2 separate regions of the Homo sapiens genome follow, and region 1 is linked to region 2. A link is a loop called in an ENCODE intact Hi-C map of the cell type or tissue named here. Cell type or tissue: dorsolateral prefrontal cortex. All regions are shown on one strand. Each heading gives the region's core, and the rest is flanking DNA. Links, peaks and the distances in the headings are about the cores only.

Region 1 (8,625 bases), core at 456-8,455, 110 kb before region 2:
GGCTGCAAGTCCCGAGACCTGCCCCGTGGGGAGGTGGGTGAGGCCCGGCAAGAATTCGAGCGCGGCGTGAGCGGGCCTGCAGTGCTGGGGGACCCGGGGCACCCTCCGCAGCTGCTGGCCCCGGGGCACCCTCCGCAGCTGCTGGCCCGGGTGCTAAGCCCCTCACTGCGGGGTCCCGGGTGCGGGACCTGCGGAGCCCGGGTGCGGGGCCTGCGGAGCCCACGCCCACCCGGAACTCGCGCTGGCCCGCGAGCGCCCACTTCCCGCCCGTGCCTCTCCCTCCACACCTCCCGGCAACCAGAGGGAGCTGGCTCCGGCCTCATCCAGCCCCAGAGGGGGACTCCGACAATGCAGTGGCGGGCTGAAGGGCTCCTCAAGCATGGCCAAAGTGGACGCCGAGGCCGAGGAGGCGCCGAGAGTGAGGGCTGCTAGCACGGTGTCACCTCTCAACAGTATAACCATCATCTCACTATACAGAAACCCTAAATGTGTTCAAGTTTTCAGTGGAAAGGATTGTAATGATTCTAAATGAACACTTGCCAGTTATGGATTTATTACCTGTCAACTTCAAATTCAACCTTTGTGCCTTGCTTCTTGAATATGGATCTGGGGCCTTTAAATATTTCCCCTTTGCCAGTAGACATGATGTTAAGCTTTGTCTAGGGACAGCACTAGAGAGACGCTGCAGGAGGAAAGGGGTTTTGCGTCTCGGTTCAGGTGTTCTTGCTTCTCATGTTCCCTTAGCATGGGCATTTTCTCCAGCAGTTGACAACTGGGGCATGGGTGGCTTCTTCAGCACTAAACTTCTGAAGCACTCACAGATGCTCCGGTACATGGTCCCCACAATGTCTTCATGCACCCACCTCAGGAAATTTTGGACTGGAGTGCTTCCAGTGAGACATCGTCCTGTGAACAGCCTTCCCTGGCATCCTAGAGGGTGTGGATTCCTAGCAAGTTCCACTAGTGACTTTTCCTTTTCTGCCATCAATAAGATCGAGATCTCAGCCCTGGGGACTCTTCTTTGATTTCTTTATCTCAGCCAGCCATAAGGGCAGTGACTAGTATACATGATATAATATAATATAAATATGCTATTCTTTCTTTAGAGTTGTTTTTACTTCTAATCAATATCTTGTTAGTCGTATTCCTTTTATAATTAATAACTCTTTATATTAAACTGTCCCTGTTCAAATTGCTATGTGGCTCCTCTCTCTTGCCAGGACCCTGACTAATACAGTACTGAATAATCTCAAGGTTTTACAATCTCTCTTAAGGTATTGCAATACGCTGTCAGTTAGATTGTCGTAAAAGTAAGAATCATATAGTAACATCATTTTTCACTTCAAGGGCAATAAAAAACTGCCCTACCCTAAACTTGTAATCCTGGAGAATGTTAACATAGGACCACAGGTTCTTTGACTGGCTTATTTTTATTTTCCATACTCTGCAACACAATCCCTGGCGAACCATCTTCACAGTGTTTACAAAGTTGATGCTCCAAAAACACTAATATAAGACCCCACTCCTGATGGTTCATATTTCACCTCCTATCCATGTGCCTGTACATCAGACCTCCCACACTCCCACCTCCCACCAGGAAAGCTTTTTATCTTGACCATACTAGAGAGAATTATTTTCTCTTCAATTCTGATTTGTGCCCCCATCCTTTGTCAATCATGAGTCCTTGCTTCATATTCCAGAACCATAAAATTATATATATACACACATATATAATTATATATATACATTTATACATACAAATACATATATAATTCAATATATACATTTATACATAAAAATATATATATACATTTTTATATATGAATCTTTCATTTTCTCTTCTTTCTTGATGATTTCATAGTGGTCATCTGTTCCTAGTAATATTTCTTACACCTGCCTACATTTAAAAATGCCCTAAGGAGCTAGAGCTGCTAGCTTTATTTCCCTCTTACTCAGAGGTTTACAGTTGCAGGTTGCTTTCTACAAATCCATTATCTGAATCTAAATCAGTCTGGTGGTAGTTTACTGATACTAGCATAAGGTTGACCTGAAAGTGCTATGTCTCATTGCCAAATACCACAAGTTTCTTTTTTTCTTTTTCTTTCTTTTCTTTTCTTTCTTTCTTTTTTTCTTTTTCTTTCTTTTCTTTTCTTTCTTTCTTTTTTTCTTTTTCCTTTTTTTTTTTTTTTTGAGACAGAGTTTCACTCTTGTTGCTCAGGCTGGAGTGCAATGGCGCGCTCTCGGCTCACCACAACCTCCGCCTCCCAGGTTCAAGCAATATTCTCCTGCCTCAGCCTCCTGAGTAGCTGGGATTACAGGCATGCGCCACCACACCCGGCTAATTTTGTATTTTTAGTAGAGACGGGATTTCTCCATGTTGGTCAGGCTGGTCTTGAACTCCCAACCTCAGATGATCCGCCTGCTCGGCCTCCCAAAGTGCTGGGATTACAGGCGTGAGCCACTGCGCCCGGCCCACAAGTTTCATTTCTACTACATTTAGAATGGTTTTAACATGGAAAGTCTTAGAAAATGTACATTCAAATGATGTCAGTCCATACCTCACTTGGTCAAGCTCCTGTTTACAACATATCAAGTACTGGATGCGTTTAATACTGACTGTATCAGTACTTTCCATCTTTCAGTATAAATTTATTCCACTGAGTCCAGGAAAAACGATATAAATTTTCATTAAAGAAAACACCATATTATGACAGCAGTAAATGAATCATCTGCAATCTCTTTTAAAAGGTTTGATTTATTTCCTGCACTTGGGAGGCACTACGTTGTAAAAATATTTTCACTAACAAGTATGAAATATTGCAATATATATTTTTATACATACTGTATTTGGCTATGTAATACATTTCATTTTTGTATCTGCACACACGTGCATATCGATGGTGGGCCCTCCAGATAATTTCTTGGTTACATTTACTTTTTTTCATGAAAAAAAGGAAAACAAGTTGGCCAAGCAGCCTAGGCAAGCATCAAATTCATCATAGCTGAAGATAATATTTTCCTGAAGTGATTCATTCTCACATCTTCCTGCAGGAGTTTTCTCCACCCAGTGACATAGTGAAATGTCACTGAAGTGAAGGCTATTTTGCTTAGCCTTGACCAAACATAGAAGCTGACTGTGGATATGCAGTTATTTTTCCTCTTGGAAGACATGTTTTTTTATGCATGTGTAAGTAGAGTTAAGCTGAATCTAGAGAGCTGCTGCATGATAAGAGCTTGGTTTGAAAACATGTTGTGCAGCTGAATGACTTGAATAACAAAATCCCCGGCAGAGTGTTTCTGAGCTAACTGCATTTGCACTCTGCAAGGAGATCAATGCTTCCCCTCATTGATTTTCCTCAGTTGCAGAGCCAGGATTATGCACATTGTGAAGCTGTATTCCCAGATTCATCCCATCTGATTTTCTAGTCAGCACTAAAAAGGCATAGAGCTCAACTGTAAACTGAAGGTTATAAAAGTATAACTGTATCAAATTTGTACTTTCACTAAGGCTGCATGTTAAACAGAAGCACAATAATGTATTCCTAGTGCGATGGAAGGGCTGCATGGGACAAGACAGATTCTGTTTGTGCGCAGCTTCTAAATAAATGGCAGAGATGCCAAAGATAAATCTGAGATGCCTTGCATACGTTTGTGTAACTCCCAAGATATTTTCAAATGTGCTAGGGCTTCCTTTCTGGCGGACTTGAAATGCAAAGTAAGCATGTAAAGAAACGATTTCCTTCCTAAATTCAGGAATTGACTGTCATCTTTCTGAATTTGAAATTGCCCTAGAATTTATCACTGGAGAAGGTTAGTGGTTGGAAGGCTGTAAAAATCAAGGATCTAAAAAAAACATCAAGGATCCATTTCACTGTAAACAACTGGCAGCACTAAAAGTTGGTGAGTTTACTCTGCAGTTAACACAAAGTCTTGTCTTCCATAAAGTTGTGGAACATGTTATAATTCAGCTTAGCACTAACAGCCAATAGCAAAATGAAAGCACCCCCCAAAAAAGGTGACTTCAGCTCTTCCAAAATTTTCACCTTTATTATTTTTATATATCAAATAAGTATGCTGCTGTTAGTGAAGGATAAGAGGGGAAAGCTGACTCCTATATTAAATTTTCTCTTCCTCATTGCACTTTGAGGATAGAGAAGGTGTCACATTACAATGAGGATTTCAAATTTGCTTTTGAGAAAATTGTGTAAAATAAGCCATTTCCTACTAAGACTAGATAAATGATTACACAGCTGCTTGCCTTTCAAAGAGAATTTGCTCAGAATCTGGGCTTGCCACGGTGCTCACTTCATTATTAAAGAGTGCTGTCATATCTCACTCCCTGTGTCTGCTGGGGGCCGGGGCGCTCTCCCACACACCCACCCCTAGAGGCTGCTTTCGCTATAGAAACAAAGTCTGGAGACCAATGAAAGACAGACGTTTGGGCAGATCCATATCCAGGGTTAAGAATTTCCACTTCCTAGGCTTAACGTGTAAATTGAGCTGGTAGATCTACCCTAGTAGCTAAGAAATATAAACATGTTTCTAAGTTACCTAATCAGTGGACATTTTCCTGGTAAAAGATTAACCAAGCTGTGATCAGTTTCTCAGCAACTGAAGGTAAAAAGCAGATTCTGTATTCTAAATGTCAACACTTACCCCAAAGATTTTCTTCTTTCTTTAAATCATTCACATAGATTTTTTTTAAATCAAATGAATATTATTTCCCACTGTAAACTTAAATGAGACCAACCCACCCTTATAACCAACAAACATACCTTGGTCTGCTTTTATTTTTCTAGTCTGCCGTAAGCAAAATCGGCATTTATTTGCAGGCATTGGCAACTAAATGCATTTTTCCAGTTATTATTGTCATTCTTATCTACAAATGTCAGTGATATTTTCAATTAACTGTGATGTAGCATGAATTACACTAATATTTAAGTGATGGTCTTCTAAAGAGCATTAATTTTTTAATAAAAGTAACATATCTCTCTCATCCAGTAATTTTGAAATACTTGAAACTCAAGTTGGAATTGATTTTCTTGACTGTAAAGGAATGTTCCTAACCAGAGTACTTTCCTCTTGGAGTGTTCTCTTTAATGAAGTCTTACTTCTGAGAAAGTTGAGTTTTTATGAGTTGGTGCCCTTGCTTCAGTGATAGTAGTCTAAATAAATATTGTGAAGAAATTTGATAATGGGTAAGTAGCAGGAGACACCATTGTTTAACCTCCAAACTATGCTAGTAAGTAGGGTGATAGACTTGCCATGCTGAATAATGGAGCTGTTATTCTAGCCCAGTAGGATTGTTTCCAAAGGCCTGCAACAAGGATCTGCCAGGCCCTGGCTGTGTGTTGCCCTTGAGTGTGCTCGTAGTCTCCAGTATCAAGTAACGGCACATTTATCAAAGGAAATCACAATTTGGAAGAAAACCACATTTTCTACTCTTTCAAATAAGAAACATCCCTGTATGCTACTTTCATTTTTACTTGTTTTACCTAGGTGGAACAGAAGACTAATCTGGAAAAATAATTGTTAATAAAAAAACTACAACATTGAGAGAATTTCATTCCCTTGAAATATATACTTTTAAGGGGCCATTTTAATACTGCATGAAAAAAAGTATATTTTCTTTATAAACCCTGAACATGCTAATATATTATTATACACAGCATAAAGTTAAGGGTGTTTGAACAGTGAAAATAGAAAGCATTCATAGCTATTCAACCCTGAATACTTAGGACATTTCATTTCTTTTTACAGCAACCATATTCTGTCAATAAAAGATCAAATGCTTTTGGTTACTGGACTGAAAAAAATCAAATCCTCCAAACTTTTAGCACTTGACGTTCCCGGAGTATTTGCTCTCAGCTATAGCTCATTAAATGAGCTGATCCACCACTGAGTCTATAAATTGAAACAAAAGCAAAGAGCTCTTTTTTTTTTCTTTTTTCAAAGTAGATGGCACCAAACTGAAATGCACTTAAGTCTGGGCTTTTTATAAGTTCTTCTTACACATAGTGGGTATTCTGCAGAATAAATACATGTCATTAATCCAGCCATTTTTCAATACCAATCTGGTTGGGACGTCTCTGGGTTGGAGTGGTGGAACCATGATTATTAACTGGTAACTGGATGAGACTGAGGGGAGACCATGCAAATGACAAATGAAGTTTGACAAATTGGGTATTTGGTAATCACATGACCACTACATTTAATTACAAGCTTCTACTGGATTTTATGTCATTTCACACAAAAATATATTGTTAGTCACTATTCTAGGCACTTTATAGAGTATGTAAACAACCCTATGAAATGGATATCATGATATATACTCATATTAAAGGTGATGAACTGGGTCACAAAGCTTACAGAGCTAATAAGGAACAGAGTTAGGACTTGAACTCAGGGAATATTAGCCTAGAGTTAATCCCCTTAACCACTCTATTACTCTACCTCTTGTGTCTTTCTTAGGGATGCCAAATGAGGAGCTTTAGAGTCCAAGGAAATTGAAATAGATTGACCAATATATAACAGTCAAGGCCTTCACGCCACCCTTTTCTTCAGCCTTTCCTTATGTCACACATCCTATTAGATGAAATGTAAATCTAAGGTCCTTTGCATTCTGGTGCACATATGAGTACAGATTCATTCATTCATTTTTAACCACATTTCCATCTGAGAGGTGATACTGGAAATATCACCAATTTGCAATTCCAAACATTATTTTTCCTTTACTTTATATCCCAAATCAAAGAAAATATTTTCAACAACTGTTGAGTGTTAACCAAGCCAAGATGGCATTGCAACAGCTCTGCAACATTCTCTTCAAAAAGAGCTTGGCCGTAGTGTTAGATTTTAGTAGTATATTCAGGCCATATAGTTAGAATCATGCCATATGAAGCCTTTCAGATTGGCCTCTTTCACTCAGTAATAAACATTTAAAGTTCCTCTGTGTCTTTTCCTTGCTTGATAACTCATTTCTTTTTAGTGTTGAATAATATTCCTTTATATGGATATACCACAGTTTATCCATTCAGCTACTGAAGGACATCTTAGTTGCTTCCAAGTTTCAGCAATTATGAAAAAAAGCTGCTACAAATATCCATGTGCAGGTTTTTGCACGGACTTAAGTTTTCAATTCATTTAGGTAGATACCAAGGAGCATGATTGCTGGATCATGCAAGCTCATCATGGTAAGAGTTTGTTTAGTTTTGTAAGAAGCTGTCAATTGTCTTCCAAAGTGGCAATACCTCTTTGCATTCCCACTGGCAGTGAATGAGAGTTCCTGTTGCCCCACATCCTTGGCAGCTTTTGGAATTGTCAGTATTTTGGATTTTGGCCATTCAAATAGGTGGGGAGTGGTATCTCATTGTTATTTCGATTGGCACTTCCCTAAGGACAGATGATGTTGAACAACTGTTTATATGCTAGTTTGTCCTCTGTATGTCTTCTTTGATGACATTTCTGGTCATATCTTTTGCCCATGCTTTAATTGGGTTGTTCATTTTCTTATTGCATTTTAAAATTCTTTGTATATTTTGGATAACAGTCATTTATCAGATATATCTTTTGCAAATATTTTCTTTTAGCGTGTGCCTTGAATTCTCATTCACTTTGTGCCTCTTGATTCTTTTAAGTTTAGGGTAATTAGTTCACTGAAGTGATATACCAATATGTGAATTTTTAATTTGTACCATAAAATCCCATTTTCTTGGCTGGGCACAGTGGCTCACACCTATAATCCCAGCACCTTGGGAGGCTGAGGCAGGCAGATCACGAGGTCAGGAGATCAAGACCAGCCTGGCCAACATGGTGAAACCCTGTCTCTACTAAAAATACAAAAATTAGCAGGGCATGGTGGCACGCACCTGTAATCCCAGCTGCTCAGGAGGCTGAAGCAGGAGAATCGCTTGAACCCCAGAGGTGGAGGTTGCAGTGAGCCGAGAATGTGCCACTGCACTCCAGCCTAGGCAACAGAGCAAGTCTCTGTCTTGGGGAAAAAAAAAAAAATCCCATTTTCTCCTTCAATTAATTTATTAATTGAAGTCTTGCTAGTCCCATCTCCAACCAGTCTCCCAAACTTAATTCCTTAAATTGCCTAGAGTGGTTTTACACTCACCTCTGTGAAAGTCTGAGTAACTAAATTTTCCATATAAGAGTGAGCCTGTTATATGTTGCCCTTTGAGCTCTGGATGTCTGATATAAACACAAAGGAAATCTCTACACTTTTATTCATCTTACGTTCTTTGTTTAAATTTCCTTTTCCTGAACCAGTTTCCCATTTGCTTCAATAGTTCCACTATTCCCTACAGAGCTATAAAATAAAATGTGCACCTTCATTTCACAACCAAAGGGGAAAAAGAATTGGATATGGTTGTTTTCACGTAGAATACAGCGCTAGAGCTGACAGCAGAGCAAATTTATTTGCTCGTTTATGTAATCATTTCCAGGTATTAGCACATTACTTATTAACAAATGATTTAAGGACGTTGGTGGAAAAGGGGCCTGCATGGGGATATTTATTTAGATTTTCAAATAGTTTGAAAAATTAAAGCATAAGTCTAAACTTGGTGTCGATACTCTGTTTTCCAGGCATGTCTGCAGAAATGATCAGACGTATGGAAT
Region 2 (8,625 bases), core at 349-8,348:
AAGTCCTGAAAGAGAGACATGCCACTATTGTACCGCTAAAAATCTCCCCCTGAGTTGAACCAGCCACTCTTACTCAACTCTCCTATTCCCCACTTTTCGTGTCTCTACCTTTTCTGAGGATGTCGTTGGCAATTTGTCATATGTCTTGTTGAAATCAAAATATTAAATATTAGGCTGAGGTGAGAGGATCTCTTGAGGCCAGGAGTTCGAGAGCAGCCTGGGATACATAGCAAGACCCAGTCTCTACAAAAAATGTAAAAATTAGCCAGACATGGGGTGCACTGCTATAGTCCTAGCTACTTGGGAGGCTGAGATGGTAGGAAAACTTGTGCCCAGGACTTTGAGGCTGCAGTAACCTATGACTGCGCCATTGCACTCCAGCCTGTGTAACAGAAAGAAAACTTGTCTCAATAAATAAATATCAAATATTTACAGAATTCCCTTTTCTACCTACCTATTTAACCAATCCTATTTCTAAAAATAAAAGGAAACTAGGTTTGTCATGACTTGTTTTCCTCTTCAGTTGACTGATCTGCAACTTTACCTACAACTTTATCTTACTTATTTTCACCAAGGGAAAATATTCTTGATTCAATCGATGTTACATCCTTCTATTAGGACTTCCTAAATTAACTCCTTGCATCTTGTTGCAGACTTTAGGCATTTCCACTCTTCAGTAATAACAGCCCCTCCTTCTTTCATCAGATCATAGCCCTCACAACTGTAGTATTGGTTCTTGTATTAGTCAGGGTTCTCCAGAGGGACAGAACTGATAGGATATACATATATAGGAGTTTATTAAGGAGAATTGGCTCACACGATCACAATGTAAAGTCCCATGATAAGCTGTCTGCAAGCTGGGGAAAAAAAGGAACCAATATTGGCTCAGTTCAAGTCCAAAACCCTCAAAAGCAGGGAAGCCCACAGTGCAGTCTTCAGTCTGTGGCCAAAGGCCTGAGAGTGCCTGGCAAACCACTGGTTTAAGTCTAAGAACACAAAGGCCGAAGAACCTGGAGCCTGATGACCAAGGGCAGGAGGAAAGGAAGGAAGCATGCAGCATGGGAAAAAGAGGAAAGCCAGAAGACTCAGCAAGCAAGGTTTCTTTTACCTGCTTTGTTCTAGCTATGCTGGCAGTGATTGGATGGTGCTCACCTACACTGAGGGTGGGTCTTCTTCTCCCAGTCCACTGACTCAAATGTCAATCTCCTCTGGCAACACCTTCACAAACACACCCAGAAACAGTACTTTACCAGCCATCTAGGCATCCTTCAATCCAATCAAGTTGACACCTAATATTAACCATCACAGTTCTCAAACCTGATTTGGCTTCAAAATCATCTGGAGGCCTTGTTAAAACCCAGATTTCTGCGTTTCATTCCCAGAGCTTCTCATTCAACAGTTCTGAGGTGGGAGCCAAAAATTTGCATTTCTAATAATTTCCCAGCTGATGTTGATGTTGCTGGTCTGGGGACCACAGTTTGAGAACCACCAACCTTAGTATGTCCCTTCTTTAAAATAAAACAGTCTGGGTGTGGTGGCTCATGCCTATAATCCCAGCACCTTGGGAGGCTGAGGTGGGTGGATCACCAGAAGTCAAGAGTTCGGGATTGGCCTGGCCAACGTGATGAAACTCTGTCTCTACTAAAAATACAAAAATTAGCCGGTGTGGTGGGAGGTGCCTATAATCCCAGCTACTCAGGAGGCTGAGGCAGGAGAATCATTTGAACCCAGGAGGCGGAGGTTGCAGTAAGCCGAGATCGGCCACCGCACTCCAGCCTGGGTGACAAGAGTGAGACTCCATCTTAAAAACAAAACACCAAAACTCTTCTCCGATTTTACAAAAGCACCTACAAAAATGTTGCCTCACTTCCCTCTTCCCCTTCATAGCCAAACTTACTCAGAGCATTGTCTAATTTCGTATTCCCTATTTTCTCATGTTCATCCCAACACCACCGAAACATCTTTAAGCAAGTTTACCAATGGTTTTCTTGTTGCTAAATTTAAAGATCACCTGTCTGACCTATTCTTACTCCATCTCTCTGGTACTTTTAAGAACTTCTTACTTAAAATGCTTTTCTAAGGCTGGACAAGATGGCTCATGCCTATAATCCCAGCACTTTGGGAGGCCAAGGCAGGAGGATCACTTGAGCCCAGGAATTTGAGGCCAGCCTGGGTAACACAGAGAGACCCAGTCTCTACAAAAAATAAAAAATTAGCCAGGCATGGTGGCACACGCCTGTGGTCCCAGCTATTTGGGAGGCTGAGGTGGGAGGATCACTTGAGCCAGGGAGGTTGAGGAAAAAAAAAAGTTTTTCTTCTTCTATTAGCTTCTGAAATACCATTTTTTTTAATGCTTTGCTTCCTAATTCACTGATTTTCTTTTATTCTCTTTCACTGGTCCCCCTACTCAACCCAAATTCTAAATGCTGAAGTGCTTTAGGGTTTGGTCCTAGGCTTTCTTCTCTATCTCATTGTTCCTCCAAATAATCTTTTTTTTATTTTTTATTTTTTATTTTTGATGGAATCTCACTCTGTTACCAAGCTGGAGTGCAGAGGCACAATCTCGGATCACTGCAAACTCCGCTTCCCAGGTTCAAGCGATTCTCCTGCCTCAGCCTCCCGAGTAGCTGGGACTACAGGTGCACGCCACCATGCCCAGCTAAATTTTTTGTATTTTTAGTAAAGACGAGGTTTCACCATGTTCGCCAGGATGGTCTCGATCTCTTGACCTCATGATCTGCCTGCTTCGGCCTCCCAAAGTGCTGGGATTACAGGTGTGAGCCACCACACCCGGCCTTCTCTAGATAATCTAGTTCCCTGTGGCTTTAAATACCACACCTCTTACATTTATACCTGTTAGCCAAGACCTCCCTTGCAAACTTTAGACATAATTCCAAGTGGAGATCCAACTACCTATTTGACATTCCACTTGGATGCCTCTTGAGAGTCTCAAATTTAAATCTTAATTTTCCATCTTAAACCCAGTTATCTCTCAATTATCCCTGTGGTAGGCAGAATAACGTCCCTCCCAAGGATGTCCACATGCCAATACCCGGAACCGATGAATGTATTACCTTACATGGCAAAAGGGACATTGCAGTTACGATTGAGAACTTTGAGATGAGGAGATTATTCTAGATTATCTGAATAGAGCTAACGTCATCACAAGAGTCCTTAAAAGTGGAATGAAGAAGCCTGACAGAGAAGGAGCTGTGACAATGGGAAACAGAGCCAGAAAGATAGCAGCATGATTATCAAGGTGAGCCCAATCTAATCCTCAAAAGCAAAAAACATTTCCCAGTTGTGGTCCGAAGGAGATGTGATAACAGAAGGAAGCTCAAAGAGATTACATGCAAGAGCCACCTTTGTTGGCTCTGAAGATGGAGGAAGAAGGCTATGAGTTTAAAAATGCTGCTAGTCTCTAAAAGCTGGGATTGACAAGGAAACAGATCCTCCCCTAGAACCTCCAGAAAGAAACAGTCCTGCTGATGCTTGGATTTTAGCCCAGTGAGACTCAGGTCAGACTTCTGACCTATAGAACTGCAAGATATTGAATTTGTATTGTCCTGAGCTGCTAAATTTATGGTATTTTGTTACATCAGTAATAGAAAACTAATACAACCCCCCATCTCTGGAAGTGACACCAAAATCTACCCAGCTGCCCAGGCCAAAACCTTATGTGTAGTTTGTGATGCTTCCTTTTTAATTACCTTTTACCCACTCAATCCATTAACAGGTTCTGATGGGCCTGCCTCCAAAATAGAACTTGAATCTGTCCATTCCTCTCCCTCTTCACTGCCAGCATCCTGGTCCAGGCCATCATCATCTTGCTTCTGCACAACCACAGTAGCCTGATAGTCTATGTCTACAATGGCCACCCTCCAATTAATTCTTCATGAGTTAGCAACAGTGATCTTTTAAAAAGTGCATGTCACTTTTCTGCTTTAAACTCTGTAATATCTCATCAAGTTGTATACAATAAATATGTACAGCTTTTTGTATGTCAAAAAAACCCTCTAATAATATCTTCTCATCACAATTAGAATAAAATTCAAGTTTCTGAACATGTCCTACATAACCTGGTATCTGCTTACCTCTCTGACTTCACTTTATACATTTAACTCACTTTGTTTACTATTATTGAACTCCTTTCTTTTCCCGTAACAAGAAGAACTTATGCTTTGTATATGTTATTCTCTCCCCCAGTAATTTCCCATGTATGGCTTCTTTTTTATGTCCGAATTCAACTATCATTTCCTTAGAAAGGCTTTCAGTGACTTCCCTAGCTAATCTGCCCCAGACCACCAACTTAGTCATTACTTCTCACATAAGCATTTATAATGATCATATTTGTTTGATTTGGTTTTTTCACTTTGTTCCTCCAACCAGAAGGTAAGCTCCATGAGGCTTTCTTAGCTGATTCAACATTACTCCCCCCGTGCCTACCACAGTGCCTGACACATTGTCAGTAGTAAATATATATGCTCCTTGAAGTCATAATGAAGATTGAGTGAGTGAGTGAATGAGAGTGATGAGATCATGGTTTTTTTCACTTAGGTGAAATGCACATAACATAAAATTAACAATTTTAAAGTGAAGAACCAGTGGCATTCAGTACATTCACAATGTTCAATTACCATCTCTATCTAGTTCCAAAACATTTTCATCACTCCAAAATAAAACCTCATACCCATTAAGCAGTTACATCCCATTCTCTCCTCCCCTTAGTCTCTGACAACAACCAATCTGCTTTCTGTGTCTATGGATTTACCTATTCTGAATACTTCGTATCATTGAATCATATGATATATGACCTTTTCTCTCTGGCTTCTTTTACTTAGCATAATGTTTCTGAGGTTCATCCACATTGCAGCATATATCAGTGTTTTGTTCCTTATTGTAGTTGAATAATATTCCATTATATGGACATACTTAAATTTGTTTAGCCATTTGTCCCTCCATTTGTGCCTCCATTTTAGCCATTTGTCTGTGATGGACATGGGTTGTTTCCACCTTTTGGCTATTGTGAATACTGCTGCTACAAACATTGTATGTTTCCTTTTAACAGGTCCCAAACCCCATTTTGGAATTTGGGGTATGGGCAGTGATTTCTAGAGTATAAACTCACTCAGTTTTTGCGTGTTTCTTATTTGTTAGCATATCTCTCATACCCAAGGATTTCTCAGAGTCATTGAGAGTAGCTTTGTGATCATATCTGCTTAATTATCACAGAATTCTCAGCTAAGTTGTTTACTCTGTGGATTCATAGAGCAGGTCCCAAACTCAATAGGGCTGGAGACGGAACTAGGGGTAGGCAGGAAGAGATTAAGGGGAAGGGTGGTACGTGTAGTTAAAATTATAACTTTTTAAAAAAATGCATATTGCAAGATAATCATTTTACTCATTCTGTGATGAACTCTGTTTTCGTAAGAAATGTCAGAAGCTGTCAATTCTTACTGAATTATGCACTTGGAGTCCCTTGGTGGTATGTTCAATGCTATCTCCAGTGTTAGAAAGTTTTAATCTGCAATTAGATATATTATTAAGCCATTAAAATATCATTGCATTTTAATGATTTGAATCTATGAAAATATGTAAATTAGTAATGGCTTATTAAACTTTACAATTTCTGGTTATTGTAAAAAAAATCTGTACATTATAAGATGTTGAGGGGGGAGCCTTTTGTGTATTTTATTACATTATTCTTCAGTGAAGATGACAAGAATAAAAATGCCCATGCAATTGCTAATTTTTAAAAATAAGTACATTAGCTATTATGAACTGAAAGTATTTCCATGAAAGCCAAGTGCAAACAGTTGTTTAGGTCTAAGCACTTTATCTCAATCCCTGGCACTCTATTTTGTGCTTTGGAAAGCTCTACTCAATTCAGAACATAAATTTAGAAAAGGTTTCCTCCCTGAAACCCTCTGAAAGCCTGTAGTTATGGTGGTTACTTAAATTATTATTTCCATAGCTACGCTGGCTTCTAGCCACAGCTCAAATGCATATCAACAAGCTTGGTGTGAAAATGGAAAGGGAGGGAAAAAAAAAAAAAAAAAAGAAGAGACAGGACACTAATTTTTCTTCTTCAGAGTAGGAGGTATAATGTCTTTATAAAGTAATAATTAAAAGAAAAACAATTACTGGAACCTTATCTGGACCATGCAGCTGTACTTCCTCCTTTTACATTAGCAGTGTTTCTAAGGTTATGACAAACCATGAAAATTGCATCTTTAGGGGAGTTTTATTCCTTTTCCTATGATTTGATTGAAACAGACAGCTACATTTTGTGTATATATAATTAGGCAGTAAAATAGGCTTTGAAGGCAGGTTTCCATTTAGTATGTGAGTCACACACACAACAGTCTTTCATTCAACAGCCAAAGACTGATCTTTTTAATGCTTCAACTCACTCAACATGTTTTTTGAATGCTACATCTTGCACTGAGGGGAAAAAAAGAAAAGAAAAAAAATCAGCTTTTAGCCCATATTTCTTTCTTTTCTTTTTTTTTTTTTTTATCTTCTTTCCAAAGAAAAAACAATCTGAAAAACCAATCTGGGAAGTCTTTGGTGATTTAACCTTATGACAAACTGATTTTTATCGTCTTTTTTCCAGATTGTCGTTCGGGGCACCAGTGAATGCTGCACCAGTTCTTGGCGTATCTAATCCCTCTCATAAAAGGCCATTGTGGCAGGAAAACTGAGACCAATGGCTTTTTCATTCTCCACCTCTCAGCTCTCCAAAATAATGGCACTGGGTCTAAGAAGGGGGAGTGAGAGGGAGAAGAAATAAAATCCCATTTTCTCAATGCTGTGCCCATATGTGGCACTAAGTGATTTTTTTTTTCTGAACTTAAATTAGGAAGAGCTTTAACATGGTGCAGTTATTTAAGATGCAGCCTGTTTTTAGGAAAGAGATTGCCCTCTGAGATTTTGTGAATACAATGAGAACAACCCTGGGTGTATTTTTTTTTTCCTGTAACAGAAATCAAGTCTATCAACTGTGCATCATCATGCCTTATCTGATTACAAAGAAGTCGCCTATTAATCTCTATGCTTTCATCTCACTATATAGCATTTGCTATCTTCTGTCTCATTCTGGCAAACCCAAAGATGGAGAGAAATAATATCAAGCTACTTGATTGATTTATGCAAGTGATAGTTTGTGTTTGTAGAATGCCTTTCATCTGAAGACCTCAAAGGGCCTTATGAACATTATCACATTGACAGGGCCCAGCTCCAACATAAAGGGCACAGAAGGGCCATAGTCATGTAAATCCAAATTTCTAGAGTGATTAGTACCCTGGTAACCAAAAGAGATAAACTAGATTCTCATTTTTTATGTGAATTTGATGTCCATGCAGGAATTTCAATTTTCAATTCAGGCCCCATCACTGAAAAAACCACTCAGTATTCAATTTACTTCCTGGGAAGTCCCCCTGGGAAGTCTACTCCCCAAGATAAAGGGCTTTACATGACAGGCAGGTGTATATATTTCTTCAATTGGCCTAATCTAATAAAGCTGGACATGATTTATATGTGCAAAATGTTGCCATGTTAAATAATTCAGAATGAAACTGCCTTTCTGGTTGTGCTACAAATAGATGTCAATCTGCATTTGATGGTGCCTCTATCCCACAGGGATTTTGAACCAACTGAAAGAAAATACATTTCTTGTGCTGGTTCTAAGAAAAAACACTTGGGACAGCTCTCCCAACTGAAGCCTGGGTAATTTTGGCCCAAACTAAATGACATCTTTCAAAGTAGACTATCCTTGCTGGTTCTGTTTTTGTAAAAGAAGCACCTTCCACAGAAGAGTGTGGTATCCATCCAGGTTTCCATGTCAATCTGATACAAAGACCTCTCTTTATAAGAGAGATACATATGCACATAATCAGTGCCCAAAGGTTGAATAATCTCCTTACAGGTCCCTCTTTTTGCTGACTTTGTTAAGACTCTTCTTCACATTTCTCTTCCCTTCCTACCTCACAACTTCTCTCCCCATCCCCGATCTTATTCTCCCAAACTTGATTCTTAATGATTTTTTTCATGAAAACAATATTATGAGTCAAATTTTTACCATAGCTGATATCAAATGAAGTCGTAAGATTTGCATTCATCACTTCCATATTAATCAGAGAGACACAATAGGAGCTGTCAGTTTGCAAAAACAAGGTCTCTGCACTTCCATAGCATTATGTGTCTCAACTTCAACAGTGGTTTGCATTTACATGATAAAGCATAAGAGGCACTATTTTCCAAATGGGGTCTCTTTGCTTATGAAAATGAAATGGCAACATTATGAAAATGATCCAGCCAATATTGGGAGTTTCTTGATGATAACTTCAGAATGCCAGTTTATATTATCAATTCGTTAGCCTAATTTTATGGATGGATATGATAAAACATGGAAATTTTACATCCTGTGCCTTTCCTTGTGAACTAACCAGACCACAGCAGCCAGTTATTTCATCAGTCTTCAAAAGCTCACTGGGATCCCAGGGTTGTGTTACCCTGAAAGAGAATGCAGCAAATGGCCAATGAAGAAGTGCAAAATGACAAGTGCACTTTACTCCTGTGGGTCCCTCCGTCACACAGAACCAAGACATGGTTTTTCTGGGGCTA

The links. Peaks named below come from ENCODE experiments on the same cell type or tissue, not always from the same donor. Only the 100,000 strongest peaks of a DNase experiment are listed, where the experiment ranks them.
Region 1: a loop joins it to region 2, with 2.2 times the contacts of the local background. A loop is called at or near these places in 3 of 110 quality-filtered maps.

Annotation. Positions count from the first base shown.
Region 1 is chr5:124,884,082-124,892,706 of GRCh38, reverse strand. No RefSeq gene overlaps it. Among named protein-coding and RNA genes, the nearest start is that of ZNF608, 140 kb to the right of the region's middle. In dorsolateral prefrontal cortex, for the core only: a CTCF peak has its summit at 4,324; DNase peaks (open chromatin) are centred at 4,357 and 5,346; H3K4me3 peaks cover 1,313 bases; H3K27ac peaks cover 3,005 bases.
Region 2 is chr5:124,771,521-124,780,145 of GRCh38, reverse strand. No RefSeq gene overlaps it. Among named protein-coding and RNA genes, the nearest start is that of ZNF608, 29 kb to the right of the region's middle. In dorsolateral prefrontal cortex, for the core only: no CTCF peak of the experiment used is centred there; no DNase peak of the experiment used is centred there; H3K4me3 peaks cover 517 bases; H3K27ac peaks cover 623 bases.